Regions from separate parts of the Mus musculus genome. Here region 2 is linked to region 1. A link is a contact called in ENCODE POLR2A ChIA-PET data. All regions are on one chromosome and are shown on one strand. Each heading gives the region's core, a stretch centred on a gene start or an enhancer-like site at or near the end of the contact. The rest is flanking DNA. Distances are from core to core; before and after follow the strand shown. Region 1 holds the start of Lyrm7 (LYR motif containing 7). Region 2 holds the start of Gpx3 (glutathione peroxidase 3).

Region 1 (7,293 bases), core at 1,401-3,900:
GAAGTCCTAAGTGTGATTTGTTTCCACCAAGGGAAAACTGGTCACAGCAGAGCTGCATTCTCCCTGGAGGCTCTAGAGGGCAGTCCACTCCCTTGTCTTTTCCAGCTTCCAAGATCATGTGCTTCCCTTCGGTTTTTGGGGGGTCTTTTTTATTCATCTCCAAAACCAGCAGAGGAGTATCTTTTTACATCTCCCTCTTTTCCTTCTTCCACTTTCAATGTGACTCATTAGGCTCACCAGACCGTACATGAAACGTCTCCCATCTCAGAATATTTAATTCACTTGCCAAATTCCTGCAAGGCAAGGCAATGAGAAGTTCTGGGCACCTGAGTGCACACATCTTTTGGAGGGCATACTCCTGCCTGCCACATAGCTCCAGGAACTTACATGATGAACAGTTGGAATTTCCACTGAGTTCTGGCGTTTCTTCAGTTCAGTTCCCACCACCGGATCAGTAAAGAGTGTGAGCTGTCTCGTTTCCCTTCATCTCTGGAACAGCTGAAGAAACTATCATGTTGGCTTAAGACTCACTTCTGATCTCATTTGGGCACTGTAGAACTATGTTTTAAAATTTTATCTATTATATGTATACAATTGCATGACATTATGGGCACCACAGGCATGTAGGAGCCAACGGAGGCCAGAAGAGAGTACTGGATCTCCCAAAACTGGAGTTACAGCCTGTTGTGAGCTGCTGTGAAGGTGCTAGGAATCCAACTCCAGTCCCCTGCTGATCAGTAAGTGCTGTTAAGCACTGAACCATCTCTTCAGCCACAGGATCCATATTTTTAAATAACATAGAAGGGTTTTCATTAACTTTCTAATCAGAAGTTATTATTACAAATTACTTTTTTTTTTTAAGAAATTGATCTATAGTACTACAGAAGCCACCACAGTATAAGATCATCTAATTGATTATTGTTTTGGATGAAAGACAATAGCCACTACACTTGATTTCATTGGTTCTATTAAAAGCACTTCTGCAGCCGAGCAGTGGTGGCGCACGCCTTTAATCCCAGCACTGGGGAGGCAGAGGCAGGCAGATTTTTGAGTTGGAGGCCAGCCTGGTCTACAGAGTGAGCTCCAGGACAGCCAGGGCTACACAGAGAAACCTTGTCCTGAAATAAATAAATAAATAAATAAATAAATAAATAAATAAAACCTCAATAAGAAATTTTTAGTGAGATTTTATTTTTATGAGTGTATGAGTGTTTACCTGGATGTGTATGTATACCGTGTCCTTGGAGGCCAGAAGGTGTCAGATCCCCTGGGACTGGAGTTCAGGCAGTTGTTAGCTGCCATATGGGTGTTGGGAAATAATCTCAGGTCCTCTGGAAAGAACAGCAGTGTTCTTAGGCTTTGGGCCAGCTCTCCAGCCATCAATAACAATTTTTAAAAGTTGACAATTATCTTTGTGTTCTTATATAAGACTCCCTAGGCATGGTATTTCACATTTGTAATCCCAGCCTTGGGGAGGTAGAGATGGGAAGATCTCTGAGACCAGGACAGCCAGTCTAGCCTAACCAGTGAGTTCTGGGCCAATTCTAGGTTTTGAACAAGGTAGAAAGCATTCCTGAGGACGAGTACAGGTTTGGTGGTGACAACTTTTATTCCAGCACTCCAGAGGCAGCAGATCTCAAAGTTTGAGGCCAGCCTGATCTATATAACAAGTTCCACACCAGACAGGGTTACTGTGACACCCTGTCTCAAAAGCAGAATTTTTTTTTCCTTTTTGTTTTTTGATTGACACAGAGTCTCATATAGTCTAGACCAGGGCTGTCCTTGAATTCTTGATGCTCCTGACTTTACCTTCCAAATACTGGGTTTTCAAGTATATCCCACCACACTCAGCTTAATCAAAGATTAAGAATCTTTGATTCTTAATAAACAGTCAGTTTTACCTAAAAGTAGCCTAAAATGTTACAGGAATGTTGAACGCAAATGATTGCGGAACAGGAGCAAGGTGGAAATTTTTATCCATGCCTGCAAGTACTAAGTTAAAATGTATATAAATGTTTTATGGTTATTACTATGAAGCTTCTAATAAATTATTTCCTACCTCAGCAAAACCAAAGAACGGGGCAAGATAAGTAGGGCAATAATGCAGAAGGTGAGGAGGCTCTGGGATCAAGGGTGTGAACTTGAGCAGGCAACTCAACCGCACCTTTGGGGGGAATAATTAAGAGAATGTACAAACAGAACGTTCTGGAGTCAGCGTTCTGATATGTATGGGCTGTGGTTGTTAGGACTTAGCTTTTGTTTGCTTACGTTCCCAAGGAGACAGTCACAGCCCGGAAACCTTATAATATAGACACTTAAGAGACGCCCACGCCCTTAAACAAGAGATAAAAAACGAGCAGGTTCCGAGGCCACCCAGTAACAAACAGTGTGCGCGAGCGGCACGCTAGGCGCGGCGGAGTGAAGTCTGCCCCTAACAAACATGGCTTCTCAGCTACTTCCGTCCTCCTGTCCGTAATTTGGCACCGCGGCTTCTCGCGTTTTTATACTTAGCTCTGCTTAGCAAACGCCTGAACTTCCTCCTGCGGGGAAGGCGGGCTAGGAAGGACATGTTGCATTCTGATTGGTTGCTATGCGGAGCGTCGCCAGCTGTGCCCCGGCCCTGATTGGTTGCCAAGAGGGGGCGCCCTCAGAGGCGGAGTCAGCGGCGTGGGGAGCCATGGGTCAGCCCGCCAAGGTGACAGGGCCGGGAGGAGGGTGCAGGGATGCTGAGGCTCAAGACCCCGGCAAGGGAGGGAGGCGACCCCGAGGGGGGCTGAGAGTGTAAGAGGGTGACAACCTTCAGGGGCAATGAGTGGTAGAGGGTGACAATTTTGAGGGCAGTGAGGAGAGACGACCCTATGGACCGTGAATGGAGGAGGTTGATAGCCATGTGGAAGAGTGAATGATGAGGGAGACAACCTGGAGGGGCTGCAGTGGAGAAGGGGGGGACAGTGAGTGAGGAGGGAGTGGATCTCGAGGGGCGCGGAGCGGAGGAGGGTGACAGCCACACGAGACAATGAATGAGGAGGATGGCTGATCCATGAAAGGTAGTGAATAGAGGAGACTGATGACCATAAACCGACCACCTATGCCTTAATAAAGAAGTTCCATAGTAGGAAGACTATAAACAACTAATAAAATCGTAAGAAGTGCTTCAAATTAATAAACAGCATGTTTTGTGAACCTATAAATAGGATTTAACTTACCTAGAGGAATACAGAAATCTCTAGTGGGCGAGAGGCAGCATTGCTGAGCCTACTTGTTGATGGCAAGCCCAGGCAACATAGATCTTGTCTCGAAATTTAAGAATCACGGGGACTTATAGGCAGACACCTGAAGTTTGATTAAGAATTAGGAGGGGCTGGCCTCAGACTTGTAGCTCACACCGGCGGCCAATTCTCAGCAATCTTCATGCTAAGTGCTGGGAATCTGACTCCCGAGCCACTACGCCCAGCTACTTTTTGCGTTTGAAAAGAAGTTTCTTAGTAGGGCTGAGGTTGTATTTAACTTTTAAGTTGGAGCCCTTAGCATTTTCAAGGCATTGGCTTCCATGCCCAACAGTGCATAAATAATAAGTAAAAAGATATGATTAGCTACAATGTAATGCCGGTTCTAGTAGATTTGTGGTAATGAAGATCACATTTTCTTTTAAAATAACTTTTTCAACTATTTTATTTGCAAGGCATGTATGTCTGTGCACCATGTGCATGTCTGGTACTCACAGAGGCCAGAAGAGGGTGTCAGATTCCTTGGAACCGAAGTTACAGGAGGTTGTCAGCTGCAGTATGGCTGATGGGAAGAGCCTGGTTCCTTTGTGAGAGCAGCCAGTGCTTTAACCTCAGAGCCATCTCTCCAGCCCCCATTTTCTTTTTATTAGGATAATGGTCTTAAGCTAGTGGTGCTGTTTTTATATTAATGGACACCCCCACTCCCCAGGAAGTACTATATAAAATTACTCCGATTACTATCCTTTAGTGTTCCACACTGCAGACTTCCTATGGTCTTAAACTTTGGGATCAAGTGATCCTCCCTTCTCCACTTTCTAAGATGCAGGGACATCTAGACACCTAGTCTCGTGTGTGTGTGTGTGTGTGTGTGTGTGTGCGCGCGCGTGTGCGTGTGCGCGCGCGTGTGCTAGTGTGCTTCTGCCTGCCTGCCTATCTGTCTCTTTTTTGTTTGTCTTTTTTTTTTTTTTTTTTTTTTTTCGAGACAGGGTTTCTCTGTATAGCCCTGGCTGTCCTGGAACTCACTTTGTAGACCAGGCTGGCCTCAAACTCAGAAATCTGCCTGCCTCTGCCTCCCGAGTGCTGGGCCTATATGTCTCTTTACCTCTTGCTTAATTTATATTTTATTGTGTAGTGCTGAGAAATGAACTCAGGACCCACTACATTTCAAGCACAGTCTATGTGGTGCCTTTTAAAATTCATATTCCTGGGCTGGAGAGATGGCTCAGCGGTTAAAAGCACTGGCTACTCTTCCAGAGGTCCTGAGTTCAAGTCCCAGCAACCACATGGTGGCTCACAACCATTGTAATGGGATCTGATGCCCTCTTCTGGTGTGTCTGAAGACAGCTACAGTGTACTTATATAAATAAATAAATAAATCTTTTTTTAATCCATATTTCTATCAACAGTCTCTGCCAGGCAATGGGCTCTTATTGCTGAGCACTTTAGAAAAAAACTCCTTTCTCTACACATCACTCAATTCCAAAGCCACCCCCACATGTTTAGGTTGTTATTGTTCCCCATTCCCCCATACCAAGTCTGTTAGTTTCCCGTGATTGGCTAAGCATCCAAAAAAGGAAAAAAAATGGAAATCTGAAATCTTATTTTTTCCATTTCCATGTGTGTACTAATGTGTGCCCATATGCATGTGTATGACGGCTTCTGCTGTTCTCTTACCTCATGTGTCGAGGCAGGGTGACTCAATTAGACCCAGAGCTCTCCACTGTGAGCACAGCTAGTCATCTGCCCTGTATTTTCGTGGGTTCTGAGGATCCAAACTGGTCTTTACCCTTACAGAACAAGCATTGTAACCACTGAGCCATCACCCTAGCCCTAAATCTAAAGTTGATTTTCTATCTATCTATCTATCTATTGTTTTTAATTTTATGTGCATTGTTGTTGTGCTTGCATTCATGCCTGTGTGAGGATGTCAGATCCCCTGGAACTGCAGTTACAGATAGTTGTGAGCTGCTATGTTGGTGCTGGGCATTGAACCCAGGTCCTCTGGAAGAGGAACCTGTGCTCTTAACCGCTGAGCCATCTCTCCAGCTTTCAGATATGCATATGTGTCTTAGGTTCCATCCTGTTTCCCTCCCCGCCAGTTTCTTAGCTATTCTCACCACTATTCCTTTTCAGTTTCATGTATTATCACAATGTCAGGCTTGTGGGCACTCCTGTCCCTGTCCCCACCCCGACTCCCACAAATTCAGGATGCTGAGAAGTCTTGGCATTCCTTCCACTTTTCATTTCAGAAATTGCAGTTAGGTTTCTCTGAGCTATCTGAAACATCTTCCCGGGCTCTTAGGATAGAATACATTCCTGATTGTGAGTGGAGGAGTCAAGAGAAGATGAAAGGGGGTAGGTTGAGAGAGAGCTAGAAACCTATGCAGACTGGCCGAGTCCACCACCTTCCCACACTAAGTTCTTGTCAGGATGATCATTGAGGCTTTTGTTTTGTTTTGAGAGTTGTTGAAACAGGCTCTCAAGAAGCCCAGGTTGGCCTTGAACTCACCACATAGCAGAGGCTGACACTGAGCTGATCCCCCTGCCTCCACCTCATGAGTACTGGATTGACAGATATGAACCACCACACCACTTAGAAGATTCGTATTTTATTTTATTTTATTTTTTTGACTGTTTCATAGAACAGTTTTTTAATGAGTTGCTAGATGGAGCCCAGGGCCTTACCTGAGCTAGGTTGTACCTCCAACTGCTGCCCCCCCCCCTTTTAATTATATGTCTGTGTGCATGTGTACGTGGGCATGTGTGTGCAAGTGCAGATGCCTGCAGAGGCCAGAACCACTTGATGTGGGTGCTGGGATCCAAGGAACAGAGCTGACGCCCACCGGAGAACAGTGCATGCTGCTAACGACTGATCCAGCTACAGTGCATGCTCCTAACCACTGATCCAGCTCCCCAGCTCCTCATTGCTTTTGTTGGTTTGAATTTGGCGTGGGGGAGAGGTTTTGGCGTGGGGGAGAGGTTGGGGGATGGGGATGGGTGTTGGTGTTTGTCTTTTGAGACAGAGTTTCTCTCTAGCAGCCAGACCCTGTTTTGTTCTCTAACTCAAAGAGAAATAACACTAGAACATTACTTTGCAAGCCCCTTGCTGTGGGGAGCGGGTGTGGCGGCAGTCCCAAAGGCGCCAGGGACTGCAGCTAAGTCATATGACTTGCACCTGACTTCCTCATATAAGACACAAACATCTTGAGTGCTGCGCAGGTGTACCAGGATACAGGTGAATCCAATTTGATGGAGATATGCCCCTGCTGCCCTGATTAGCTGAAGCTGCATGCCTGGTGAGGTGGCGTGGCCTGCTGTGCGTGGATGGGAACTGAGAGTATAAAAGAGTGAGAGGCCCAGGGTTCGGCGGAGATATATAAACAAGGGAGATATATAAACAGGGGAGATATAAACAGGGGAGATATAAAAACAAGGGAGATATAAAAACAAGGGAGATATAAAAACAAGGGAGATATAAACAAGGGAGATATAAACAAGGGAGATATATGGAGAAAGAAGAAACAGGACTGAATAAATGTGTGCAGAAGGATCCTGTAGCAGCGTCGTTCTTGCTGGCGAGTTGGGGGCGCGCTCGAGAGTTGGTGCCGAAACCCGGGACAAGAAACATCTTCAGGCACAAGCGAAGACCCCCTGCTACAGGGAGGATTCAGAACTGCAACACGGGGAAGAAGTGGTTAATAAAGGTTCCCGTAAAACAGACTGTTGAGAAGGATCCGGCGTGGATTCAGAACTCTTCAGCTGGGAACGGTACTGATGAAGAGAAAGAAGAAAGATGAAGACTGAATAAACTGCTGTTAGAAGGACTGGTGGTCGCGTCGTTCTTGCTGGTCGAGAGCAGGCGCGACAATTGGTGGCCCGTACGGGGAACCGACTCCCCCACCGAGTTCAGAACTTTCAGCAGTCAGTGGTTGCCGGCAGGGTAAGTTCACAGTGAGTGAAACTTGCGACCCCAGGAGTTTGGGAAGGACCTCGGATAAAATAGAGGCGAGCATAAAGTTGCCAGGAAGCAGGCACATAACGAAAGGTTCCCGGCTTTGGGACAAGT
Region 2 (7,293 bases), core at 2,660-5,159, 42 kb before region 1:
AAGGAGACACTGGACAGAAAGGATGTGTCAGGATGTTGGGAATGAGTCAGAGCTCGAGGAAGCAGGGATGTGGGAACAGGGCCCCGGAGTATGGAACAGTTTGTCACAAGGCCTCACTGTGACACCCAGAGTGAAGACACAGTGGGTATTAACCCATACACCCTCCTGTCTGTCCAGCTGACACTCCACAGGCTACCTCCAGGAGAATGAGGGAAGGAGCATAGGGCACAGTGGGGTGTGCCAGAGTACCCAGGTTCCCCTCGAGCCCTGCCACCAGCTCAGTGCTATCTTGATCATTTCTCCTCCCCAGCCTCCCTATTACGCTGGACTAGCTATTTTTAACTGAAACAGGAGGAAAGGGACCCATCCCCACCCCACCTCACCCCCAACAGGGACAGCAAAACTCCAGGGCTCCTCTTGAAGTGGGAGAGCCTCATAGGAAGGTACTCTTCCCTCTGGGTCTAGAAAACGTGCTGCCCAAGCAAGGCCTTCAGCCTCACTGGGTGAAGGAGTCATCCAGGCAGCAGGGCAGGTGCCCCAGTGGGGTACAGTGGAATGCCTCTATCACTGCAGGCCTGGCTAGCCAGCCGAGTGAGCCTGGCTGCCTTTGCTGGGTCATCCCTGACAGCTGACAGCTCTCCTGGCTGGGGTGCAAAGTCCCTGCTTTCCGGGAGTCTAAATACTGCGAGTGTTAGACTGAATGCTCAGCTGGACAGCCCTGCCCCAGGCTTCTGAAGCCCCAGCTGAGATCACTTCCACCCTAAAAGGCAAACAGCCTCAGGCTTGGGGGTCACACATCAGTAAGGCCAGCATCAGAGGCTGGAACAGGAGGTGGAAAGTTTAGGGCTAGCCTGGGCTACGTTGAGATACCTTGCCTCAACAAGAGCAACATAGTAAAAACAGTGAGATACAACCCTGCTACCTCCCTGCATGGCGCTTCACCTTCATACCAAGCTGAATCTCAGATGTGGGGAGGAGATCCCAGAGGCTCACTGAATAATGGGAAACACCCGTGGGTCCAGCTTCTCCGGATAGTCTTAAGGAAGGGGACATGAGGAGACCCTTGAGTAAGACTCGGTTATCTTTACCGGCTGTGTGGCCCTGAGCAAACCATCTTAATCCTTTGGGCTTTGGTCTGAGAGGTTAATTCCATTTGCCTCTCAAAAGTGTGTGTTTGTTGCTGTTTTGTTTGGCTGTGTGTCTAGCCAGTTACATGTGGAAGCCAAAGAAGAAAATCGTGAGAGTTTCTCTATTAAATTATTTCATTACATTTATTCACTTATTTGGGGGAGGATGTCACAGCATGTGGAGATCAAAGGACAGCTGGGAAGACCCAGTGAGTTCCTACATGTGGGTTCTAGGAATCAAACTCAGGTCTCAAGCTTGGTTACAAGCATCGTCACCCCAGAGCCATGTTGCTGACCCTGTCAGCTGTGCTCAGTGTTTGACTCTGCTGGTGATGAGCTCCTGAATCTGCCAGTCTCTGCCCCACCACCTCACCATTGTTGGCACGTGTGTGGCCATACCTGGCTTTTTCATGGATGCTGGGGATTTGAACTCAGATCCTCTTGCTTCCATAACAATGATTTTACTCATCGAATTGTCATCCCAACACTCAAAATGACTTTGAGAAACTACTGACAGATGAAAACAGGCTTGGGCCAGCAGGACATGGAGATTACCTGCAGCAAGGGCCAAAGGCCTGGAAGGGTCATAGTACAGAGAGGCCTTAATTGTGTGCTAGCTGCCCTAAGAAATGAATAATGGCAACTGCCATGCTTTCTATGGGAGGAGAATAGGGCTCATGCTGGGGGCCCAGGCTAGCATAGGTCGGAGGGTGGTCTTGATAAATGAGCCATAGATTATACTCACCAATTGAGTCCCCAACCCCACCCCCACCCCCAGCTTCCTTCCTCTGGGTTCATAGAATCCCATAGCCCTATTCCTCCACCAGGGAGGCCAGAGAAGAGTACTGAAAGGGAACGAGGAACAAAAGGGGTGGGGCTGGGGGGGAATACACTGAGCTAAGCTTCCTGGATGCCTAGGGCTACTACTGGTCCATGTCTTCCCTATTCCATCTTCCTACACCCATTGGTGAGATGTTGGGAGCATGACAGGTCTGAGAGGTTGGAGATGGCAGCTGGACCCAGCTGGGCCTCTGGCAGTGTGTGACCATCCCTCCCCCTTCTCAGGATTCCAGCCTGTCAACTGTAAGATGGAGTGGGATTCAGGTCCACTTAAGGCCTTTCAGCCTTGACGTCAGCCTGTGCTCCCATGATGCTCTCTGCCTTGTGCAGTCAGTCACCTAGAAACCAGTGGTTACTAGGATGCCACGTCAGCAGCTGGTAGTCCACAGCTATGCAAAGCCTTCTGCAGCTGTAACCTGGACCAGACAGAGGCTTTCCCTGTCCTTGCCCCTCCCTTTGAGTGTAGAGGACATCTTTCAGTGGCTTTATCACACTGGGTCTGCACACGTCCCCTCCCTGTTCCCTTGTTCTGAAGTTGGATCCAGGCAAGCAGTTGAATCCCAGAAGCCAGAGCTGTAATGTGTTAACTCCAAGGACCTGGGAGCTCAGATGGGCATGCCTGGGCTGTGAGGAGCCAGAAGCTTCAGCTAGTTATGAGATAAGATAACACCACACCCTAAGACTTTTCTAGACTGCTCTCTCTCTTCCCTCTGAACTCACCCATCTCTCCTTCATTCTATGGACAGCACAAGGCCAGTGTGCTTTCCTGCAGCCTCCTCAGGACAGGATTCAACCCCCAACCCAAGCAGTTCCCACACTAAAGGCACAGGGCTAGTGCCCCCGTCCACCCCCACCCCATCTCCACACCACACCCCCTAATCAATCTCTCTCTCTCTCTCTCTCTCTCTCTCTCTCTCTCGGACATACAAGATCTTAGAAGGAAGACCCTGAGGATTTTAGAAACTCAAAGCTAGAGCCTACCCAGTTTTGTGCCCACGCATGCAAGTGTGCAGGGGTGCATGGTGTGCATGGTGTGTGTGAAGTTGGGGACCACAGTCTCTTTCTTTGGGTTCATGCTTTCTGCATTCTCACCCTAGGGAAGAGGAGAGGCCTACAGAGCCCACCCAGCACAGGCCTGACCAAGAAGATAAGCATGCCGGGGCATCTGCCCTCAGGCTCGCCATTTCTATTCCAGTTCAGGGTACCACAGCTAGACTAGGAGAGATGAAGCTCCAGAAGACTTCCTGGCCTGGGTTGGCTTCTCTAGCTACAGTGTCTGCTCCATGCATGGCAGGCCAGTGAACTGTGAATAGGGAAAGCAACTGCAGGGTTCCATAGCCTTCCAGCCATCCTCTCCAGCTACGCCCTGCTGATGGAGAAACTGAGGCCCAGAAAGGGATGCGCCCCCAAATAAAAATTCTTCCTGTCACAGATCTCTGCCTCCAGCGCCCTGGGATGAGTGAAGAAACCATCGGCCCACCCTCTTCCCCGGCAATTTTTTTTCAGGATTGTGGCCACCAGCGACCCCAAGATGACAGTGGAAGAAAATGTATAAACTCGGGAAAGACTGCCCTCCTGGGTTAGTACTGCCCTCTGAAGCACGCGGGTCTGTGTTGGAAGAGCGCAGAGACCGAGGGTTACAAGTGAGGCTCTCGGTGCCTCTGGGGAAGCAGTGGCTCTCCCAGTCGCGCAGTGGACACCTGGGTGCCATGGACTCTTCTTGAGCTCCGGAGGTTCACTCACCTTAGACTTCTCTTGTCCCCGGCCCGGCGGAACAAACCCGGCCAGGAGCAGGGACAGAAGGCAGGATGCCCGGAGGATCCGGGCCATGGCGGGCTGGGGCGCGTCTTGGGGTGGCCACCGTCCGTCTGAGGTGTCCGAAGCGCTCAGCCACATTTCAAGCCATCCACTGTGGCCAATCCGCAGCCAGGCGGGGGCTTCCTAGCCAATGGCAACGCGGTTAAGATTTAAAGGGCAAGACATACCCGCCCCTTTTTCCTCCTCTCCCCAGACCGGGGCGACGGTGACACAAGCCTAGGAGGAAGAGAAGGGGGCCCGGCTGCCTGGGAAGAACAGGAGATGGGCGCGGCCAAGGTTCTAGACAACACCCAGGACACAGCTTTTTTCCCCAAGCTCTGAAAACCTAGGGCCCCGAGGACTTAACATAGAACCCGTTAGTGCAAATAATAAGCACTGTGTGAGCCAGGTGTAGAGACTCACGCCTGTAATCGCAGAATCCAAAAAGCTGAAACAGGAGGATTGCGTAGGTTCAGTGCAATCTGCAGCCTTAGCTACAGACTGAGACCCTGCGCCAACTGGGAATGTAGCTTAGTGGTACAGCACTTGACCAGCTCGCATGAGGCCATAGGTTTATTCAATCCCCAGCATCAGCAAGCTAGAGGGATCTGTGAACGTGATTTTAAATTCAGCCTTCTCGGTTAGGTTGTGGGTGACAGCTCAGGAGAGTAGGAACCAGAAAATACACCACCACCACCTTTTTTTTAAATTAGCACATAAAAATTATGTGTCTATCTCTGTGGTCTTAAACTCATTATTTCCCTTCTCTGAGCCTCAGTTTCCTCTACTATAATGATGGGATTGGTTAATGAGCTCTAAGGTCTCCCAGGCTCTGACTATGTGATTTGCTTCTAAGCAGTAGGCCTAGTCCAGGAGTCTCTTGAGTGTACACAACAGGTGTTTAAATATTTGTTGAATCAATCATTAAATCATCAGATTTGTTTGTGCTTTCATATAAGGTCAGGCCAGGCATCTCTAGATTGAGAGCTTCCAGGCTTAATCCGGTCTGCAATAGAGGTTTGGTGCATCCTGCCTTGCTACCACAGTGGGCTGGAGAGCTGTTAGGACAGTCTTGGGCTGCACATCAGAACCACTGTGTTGAGCCTCTGCCTTCAGACTCATTGCAGAAGGGATTCGAAGGCCCCTGACCCCAGTCTTGGTTGTGTGAGTCCTAGATTAGGTGGCCTTCTGAAAAGTTCCTGACTCAGAGATGCCTCGAAGTACCATGCTTTTACTATGATTCAGGGAGTTAATGTGACCCGTGGAATTTGAAATTTTCTGCACTCATAAGGCCTGGCTCTATGGTGGGGCTGGTGAGATGGCTCAGCAGGTAAAAGCCCTCACAAGGCTGTGTAATAAAAGGGCTTGCAACTGATGACTTGAGTTTAATCTCCAGAACCAAGGGTGCAAGGAAGGAACGAACTGGTTTCTGAGAGTTGACTTCTAACCTCCAGCACAACAATAATAAATAAATGGATAAACTCATTGTGTTGAAGTAGAAAGAACCTGGAGACCAGGAAGCCCTTATACCATGGAGGCATGTGACTAGCTGACACAGTAGGTTTTTAATTGATATCACTATTCTAAAACCTTAAGTTCCTGAGGCCTAGCAACCTTGCAGTCCTTTATGAAAATTCCTGCAGTAAATTTGTGGCAGATAACCTACCAGAAGACAGTCTCTGGTCCATGTTGTTCTGTTGCCCTTTTTTTCTGTATCCTCTGGGAGTGACCCACTCACAATACTCAGGCTTTGGGTTTTGAATGACTGTGTCCATGAGCAGTGCTTGGTTGCATTGGTTTTGGTTTGGTTTGGTTTGGTTTTGTCAATTTGACACAAACTGGAGTCATCTGGGAAGAAGGAGCCACAGTTGAGGATTGCCTCTATCAGACTGGCCTGTGGGAGCATTTTCTTGATTGATAATTGATGTGGAAGAATCCAGGCCACTATGGGTGGTCTTCATGTGTATAAGAAAGCAAACTGCTGCTTGGATGTAGTGGCACAGCCTTTAATCCCAGCGCTTGGGAGACAGAGGAAAAAGTAAGTACATCTCTGTGAGTTCAAGGCCAGCCTGGTCTACAAAACAAGTTCAGGGACAGCCACAGCTACACAGAAAAACCCTGTTTCAAAACAAACAAGGGAGGGGGGGAGGAAAAAGGAAAGAAAGAAAGCTTTTGCATTCTACACAGAGGAGGCATGAGTCCCAAGGATTCTGCGGTGGCTAAGGAGGCTGAGATTGTGGGTGGCAAGTTCAAGACCAATCTGAGGAGCAAGCTCCAGGTCAGGCTCTACTATACATTGCAAGACCCTCTTACAAAAACAAAACGGGGGAACAAAGAAGCTTCCCCTCAAATAACCAATAGCTTGAACTACAAAGTAAAACTTTATATAAAACAAAAATGCCTTCCTTAAATTCAACCAGGCAAAGAGATGAGCCTGAAAGCTGGTGGCATAACCTGTGACCCCATTACTTGGGGCACTGTGTGGAGGATGACAAGTTCAAGGTCAGCCTGGGTAACTTAGTGCATGGTGGCACATGCCTTTAATCCCAGCACTTGGGAGGCAGAGGCAGGCGGATTTCTGAGTTCGAGGCCAGCCTGGTCTACAAAAAAAAAAAAAAAAAAAAAAAAAAAAAGAAAGAAAGAAAGAAAGAAAGAAAGAAAAAGAAAAAGAAAGATACAATGGGGGAATGTAGCTCAGTGTGCAGAGTGCTTGCCCCACACCACTGAGCCCTGAGACCCAGCTCCAGCACCACATAAATGGCAGGAGATCATATGCTCGAGACCAGCCTGAGCCTGTCTGAAGAGGAGGAGGAGGAGGAGGAGGAGGAGGAGGAGGAGGAGGAGGAGGAGGAGGAGGAGGAGGAGGGAGGCATAAACAATTGGATTAGATGTGAAGGTTCACACCTGTAATCCCAGCACCTGGGAGGAGGCTGAAGCAGAAGAATTACTGCATGAGGCCAACCTGGTCTGCGGAGAGAGTTCCAGGACAGTCCTGTATACAGTGAGAGCCTGTCTAGAGGACAGAGACATTGAGGGGGGACAGAGACAGAGAGAGAGAGAGAGACAGGGGGGTGGGCAACCTCTGAAGCTGATCTGGTAGGTTTGTTCCTGAGAGATGATCTCCACGGGGCAGCTTCCATTTGTCCTCGGGTTAAAGTTCAAATTCTTTTCAGTGACTCAGAACCTGCCACTTCATCTTCTGGCCTCTCTTCCAGTTCTGTCTTGCTCAGATGGACAGAACGGTTTCAGGTCCCAGCCTATAGCTCAGCCTCACCTGCAGCCTTTCTCTGTTGGCTCCTATCTGCCCCACCACCCACCTCCCCTCTTTACCTAATTTCCTTCTGCCAGGTCAGGACTCTGCTAACATCACTTTCTGAGCACTGCTCAGATCCACTGGGTTTGGTTTGGTTTGGGGTTTTGGGGGTTCTCTGAGTTGTTTGTTTGTTTTTGAGATACTGTCTCACTCTATAGCCCTGACTGTCCTGGAACTCACTATGTAGTCTAGGCTGGCCTCCAACTCACAGAGATG

What was found. ChIA-PET counts read pairs that join two places held with the same protein, here RNA polymerase II (POLR2A).
Region 2: POLR2A ChIA-PET joins it to region 1 with 10 read pairs in embryonic stem cell. The contact joins the promoter of Gpx3 here to the promoter of Lyrm7 in region 1. POLR2A ChIA-PET finds 5 or more read pairs at or near these places in 3 of 5 experiments (Patski and embryonic stem cell).

The regions. Positions count from the first base shown.
Region 1 is chr11:54,855,954-54,863,246 of GRCm38, reverse strand. It overlaps Lyrm7 (LYR motif containing 7), which reads left to right and starts at 2,650. Exons shown (of 5, transcript NM_029327.5): 1 at 2,650-2,695. The coding sequence starts at 2,678. Gm31490 (a long non-coding RNA gene) reads right to left here and starts at 3,433. Exons shown (of 3, transcript XR_879859.2): 1 at 3,207-3,433; 2 at 1,217-1,331; 3 at 388-498.
Region 2 is chr11:54,899,470-54,906,762 of GRCm38, reverse strand. It overlaps Gpx3 (glutathione peroxidase 3), which reads right to left and starts at 3,909. Exons shown (of 5, transcript NM_008161.4): 1 at 3,711-3,909. The coding sequence starts at 3,797.